Linked DNA regions of Homo sapiens: region 1 is linked to region 2. The links are chromatin contacts, found by Hi-C or POLR2A ChIA-PET in ENCODE. All regions are on one chromosome and are shown on one strand. Each heading gives the region's core, a stretch centred on a gene start or an enhancer-like site at or near the end of the contact. The rest is flanking DNA. Distances are from core to core; before and after follow the strand shown. Region 1 overlaps CKM (creatine kinase, M-type). Region 2 has its middle 12 kb from the start of BCL3.

Region 1 (2,700 bases), core at 152-2,651, 570 kb after region 2:
TCCTAACCTTCCTTGTAGTAATCTCCCTGGGAACTTTTGGGGACATCCCTAGGCCTCAATTTCCCCTCTGTAAAACAGAGGGCAGATTGAACTACAAGGGCCCTTAATCTCTGTGACTCTTGAGGTTTGAAAAAGCACCTTAGGTTCCTGAGGGCTTTGTCGGTTCTTCCATTTACTCCCACCTCACTTTTTTTTTTCCCTAAAACGTTTGTCTTTTGGGGCCCACCGACTGTGTCCTTGTTAACGTAGACATTGGCCTGTTTGACTGGGTGGAGGTGATTGACGTGCCCAACACCCAATGCATGTTCAGCTACTGCTTGACTTCTATTAACTCTTCTCCCTCCACCAATTGCTCTACCACACCTCTTTCCTGTTCCTTCCTGGGACTGAGTTCTCCAAAAGGCCTATCCCTAAAGACTTCATGGGGATGCTCAGACTCACAGATTGGAGAGGGAAACAGCTTGGTCAAAGACATTGAGGTGGGAATTGGAGGGTGTCAGGTGTGAAAGAATCAGAGGAGTAATGGGGAAAGAACTGGAAAGGTGAGCCTCCAGCAAATGGTATGCATTTCAGTGTGGCCTTGAGTTGCAAAATAACAGAAAAGCTTTCTAGGAGAAATGGGGAGCCATGGCAGGTTCTTGAGAAAGTAAGGGACTGGCAGCAGCTACAGAGGGATGAAGTCAGACGGGACAGAAGGAGGCCACTGAGAAGCAGAATATAGGTAGATGTGACGAGCTGCATGGGAGGTCTCAAAACTGGAGACCGTTGGGCTAAATTCAAGTTTCAGACATTTCGTTTGGCTGCATTCCTCCCCAGCGTGGACCTCGTGTTTGAGATCTGAGCATGACTAATTCAAAGCCATAGTTGGAAAGGGCCCATGCTTTGGGTGAGTGACACTGGGCTCAGTGTCTCTCTGGGTCTCAGATTCCCCATAGAGCCTTCTAATTTTTGGACTAGATTCTGTGACCTAACTTTGCCTCATTTTAGACCCGGGATAAGACATGTTTAGTACATGCCTAGACAGGACAAACCACTCTGAGACCACACAGTGGCCAATTGCACGTCCTCCCTCAATAACTATCGCACAAAGCTAAGGCCACCAATGCTTTTATTTATCGCTTTGCGTGGAGACAAAGCACAAGCTCCGAGTGTGCTGGGAGCTCTCCATTAACTAGAGCTCCTGGTTGGGGTGGAGCTCTGGGAAAAGAAGAGGACCCTGCCAGGGAGATATTTCATTGGCCAGAATCCAGAGGATGGAGCCCATTGGTTGGAACTCTGGTTGAAACTGGAACTCTGAGAAGGGTGGAGAGAGCCCCCAGGTGGGACTCTGGGACAGGGGGCGGGGCGAGGAGTGAGGGAGCAGGACTCTGGTGGGCCAGGCCCTCCCACTGGCTGGGTTCCAGCAGTCGGTGGCAGGTGGGCAGGCGCCTACTTCTGGGCGGGGATCATGTCGTCAATGGACTGGCCTTTCTCCAACTTCTTCTCCATTTCCACCATGAGCTTCACACCATCCACCACCAGCTGCACCTGTTCTACTTCGGACGAGCCCAGCCGATCAGCGTTGGACACGTCAAATACTGAGCCCACGGCAGCTGTGTCCACGCCACCTGTGGGAGCAAGGGACAGGGGCGTGAAGAGGCAGCGAAGGTGCAGAGGGGCTGGGACGTGGCCCCCGTGCCAAATGCAACAGCCGCATGTAGTGAGTGCCTACTGTGTAACAGGTTACCTGCACACAGGTAATGCCTGTTCATTCGTGAGCTCACGAGTCTCTGACTTCAGATGGGGTACCACGCCACTCAGTTATCAAACATAGTATAGTGGGTAAGAGAGTGGGTTCTGGAGCCAGGCGGCCTAGGGTCGAATCCTGACCACTCCTCGCTTTATAAATGGGGAAACTGAGGCCCCGAGGGAGGTCCAAGGGCATGTGCAATGCATATTATATAATCATGAAAATCCCACATTGACTCCTATCACATAGGCATATTGACACCCATTTTACAGAGGAAGAAATGCAAGCTCACAGAGGGTCAGCCCTTGCCGGATCCCCAGAACTCGCAGGGATGTCGCACCTCTCCTTGCATCCCTGCAAAGGGCCCTCGCTCCCCCTCCGTCGTGGTGCAAAGGATGTGGGAGCCGTACCTGTACCCCTCTTCTGCAGACGCAGGCGGGTGAGGATCTCCTCGAACTTGGGGTGCTTGCTCAGGTGCGCCAGCTTCACATGCACGCCTCCACGCAGCCCAGTGCCCAGGTTGGATGGGCAGGTGAGCACGTAGCCCAGGTGCTGGTTCCACATGAAGGGGTGGCCAGCTTTCTTAAAGATCTCCTCAATCTGAGGTTCAGAGAGAGGACCAGGGGTCAGCGCCGGCAGGCACCCCCAAATGCACCCGCAACATGGACAGGGTCCGGAGGGACAGGGCGTGGGAACGTGGTGGAGGTGGGATTCTGAGGGGAACAGGGAGGTAGGAGATTCCGAGGGTGCTGGCTAGACAATGGGGACCAAGGCAGGATTTTGAGGGGCGGGGACTAAGAACGCTTTGAAGGCGGGTTTTTTTTTTTTTTTTTTCCAGAGTCTCTCTGTGTCACCCAGGCTGGAGTGCAATGGCGTGATCTCGTCTCACTGCAACCTCTGCCTCCCAGGTTCAAGCGATTCTCCTGCCTCAGCCTCCCGAGTAGCTGGGACTACAGGCGCGCGCCACTACG
Region 2 (2,700 bases), core at 15-2,514:
CTGCACTCTAGCCTAGGTGACAGAGCAAGACTCAGTCTCAAAAAAAATAAAATAAAATAAATTGTGCTATATCCATGCAAGAGAATAGTATACAGCAATGAAAAAATAAACACACTCCAATAGATTCAAGGATATGAATGAAAAGCCAGGCAAGGTGGCTCACACCTGTAATCCCAGCACTTTGGGAGGCTAAGGGGTATGGATCACCTGAGGACAGGAGTTTGAGACCAGCCTGGCCAACATGGTGAAACCCCATCTCTACTAAAAATACAAAATTAGCCAGGTGTGGTGGTGCACACTTGTAACCGTACTCAGGAGGCTGAGGCAGGAAAATCACTTGAACTCAGAAGGCAGAGGTTGCAGTGAGCCAAGATTGCGCCGTTGCATTCCAGCCCGGGCAAAAAGATCGAAACTTTAAACTTTAGCTCAAAAAAAAAAAAAAAAAGAAAAAACAGAAAAGAATATGAATGAAATTCACAGACATAAAATTGAGTCAAAGAAGCCAGATCCAAGAGGTTGTACAATAAGATTCCCTTTAGGACAGGCATGGTGGCTCACGCCCGTAATCCCAACACTTTGAGAGGCTGAGCCAGGCGGATCACCTGAGGTCAGGAGTTCGAGACCAGCCTGACCAACATGGTGAAACCCCGTCTCTGCTAAAAATACAAAATTAGCCGGGCGTGGTGGCGCATGCCTGTAGTCCCAGCTACTCAGGAGGTTGAGGCAGGAAAATCGCTTGAACCCAGGAGGCGGAGGTTGCAGTGAGCCGAGATCGCACCATTGCACCCCAGCCTGGGCGACAATAGGAAAACTCTGTCTCAAAAAAAAAAAAATTAGCTAAGCATGGTAGCAATGCACCTGGGGTCCCAGCTAGTCGGGAGGCTGAGGCCAGAAGATTGGCTGAGGCCAGGAGTTCAAGGCTCCAGAGAGCTATGGTCACACCCACTGCACTCCAGCCTGGATGACAAAGCGAGACCCCATCTAAAAAAAAAAAAAGATTTCCTTTATTAAAAATTCAAAATCGTAGTAGTCGTAGGTAGCAAAAATATAAAGAAAAGCAAGAAAATTATACCATAAAAGACAAAATACAGGTCACCTTTCCAGGAGGGAGGGAGCTGTGAGGCATGAAGAGGCATGAAGGAGCTTCTGAGGAACTAGCAACACTATTTCTCTTTTTTTCTCTTTTTTTTTTTTTGAGACAGAGTCTTACTCTGTCACCCAGGCTCGCGTGCATTGGCGCAATAGCAATATTGCTCACTGCAACCTCCGCCTCCTCGGTTCAGCTATTCTCCCAGCCTCCAGAGTGTCTGGGACCACAAGGCGTGCACCACCATGCCCCACTAATTTTTGTATTTTTAGTAGAGATGGGGTTTTGCCATGTTGCCCAGGCTGCTCTCGAACTCCTAACCTCAGGTGATCCGCCCCCTCGGCCTTCCAGTGCTAGGATTACAGGCATGAGCCACCGCGCCTGGCCCAGCAACACTTTCTTAACCTAACTGTTTCCTTTACAAAAGTCTCTGAAACAGAACAATATATTTTAATTGTACGCAATTCTCCCCATGTTATATTTCATAATTTTCAGGGATTTTTTTTTAATCCCACGATTCCAAATCTCTGTTCCTCAAATGACGTGGCTCTCCAGGGGGCGGTGGGCAAAAGTTCTGAGCCCTGGCATGGAGCCCTGGCACAGAGACCTGGTGCACGGTGCACCAGGAACCCACAGGAGAATTTGGGATCTGAAACAGCAAATACAATTTGATTTTCCCAGAAGTGAGCAAATGTGCTGTGACTCTGTGTGACCACAGTGGGCTGAAGTGACAAGTTCAAGGGTAGGTGATGTTCAGAGTAGAGGCCACAAGCCAGCGCCTCCCCGCCCCCACCCCACCTCCTGCAGAGCGTGACGCCAGTAAGAGTGGTCATCTATTTCTCTTCCCACCAGCCACCCCAGAGCCTGGCTCTCCCTGGGAGGAGATGCAACCTCAACAATCCTGGGCCAGTCCCATTCTTTTTGGATGTGGAAATTGAGCCTGCCCAGGATTGCTTGGCTGAGAGGCTGCCGTGTTGGGATTTGCTCCTGACTTGCAACCACCTGACTCCACAGGGATGAGGCAGTAGAGACAGCCCTGCCCCATCCTCAGTATCCTGGGAATGTGTTGGAGGGTATGGGTGGCCCCGACTGGGACACTGGGATGACGGTTGGAAACAAGGGAGGTGAGTGTGCCATGTCCCGGCTCAAATGAGGAAGGGCCCAGTGTGACCTCGGCTTTCCCAGGAGCCTGAGGGACTTTTGCATCTGTATTTTTAAATGCTGGTGGCCACAGGGCAGGTTGTGGCCTTGAGTAGGGGAGGCACCGACTTCCAGGGAAAAGGCTGGAGTTTCAGGAAAGGGACTGTCCCTCCTGGATAGGCACCATGCTCCACCCTGCCAGGGTGGGCTTGAGAAGAGGGGCTTCTAATTCAATGGGAGGGCTCCTACTTAGGGAGTGGCTAGGCTGATAGGGGTGGCATGATTTCCCCCAACTCAAGTCAAGAAGGAACCACTAATCTGATGGAGGAGGCACATACCAGCTCCCTCCTGGGGAAATTTATATTTCCTAGTCTAATTTGATGGACAAAACTTAATTTTACTCGGACAGCACTCCTAGTCCCAAGAAGGATTCAAGATTTACAGCGTAGTGAGCTCTAGTCTGATGGAGGAGG

The links. Hi-C counts contacts between places; a loop is a spot of excess contacts on that map. ChIA-PET counts read pairs that join two places held with the same protein, here RNA polymerase II (POLR2A). Pooled maps may share reads with other maps.
Region 1: a pooled map shows a loop between it and region 2 (4-fold over the local background). The contact joins two enhancer-like sites. A Hi-C loop is called at or near these places in 1 of 50 pooled maps. POLR2A ChIA-PET finds 5 or more read pairs at or near these places in 2 of 52 experiments (A673 and activated naive CD8-positive, alpha-beta T cell).

What each region holds. Positions count from the first base shown.
Region 1 is chr19:45,305,322-45,308,021 of GRCh38, forward strand. It overlaps CKM (creatine kinase, M-type), which reads right to left. Exons shown (of 8, transcript NM_001824.5): 7 at 2,140-2,329; 8 at 1,092-1,607. The coding sequence ends at 1,429. Among named protein-coding and RNA genes, the nearest start is that of CKM, 16 kb to the right of the region's middle. Within about 2 kb of position 1,402, at least 2 of the 41 ENCODE cell types and tissues checked have a DNase peak (open chromatin) inside an H3K27ac peak, as active enhancers do.
Region 2 is chr19:44,735,632-44,738,331 of GRCh38, forward strand. No RefSeq gene overlaps it. Among named protein-coding and RNA genes, the nearest start is that of BCL3, 12 kb to the right of the region's middle. RefSeq lists an enhancer at 1,497-1,998. Within about 2 kb of position 1,265, at least 8 of the 41 ENCODE cell types and tissues checked have a DNase peak (open chromatin) inside an H3K27ac peak, as active enhancers do.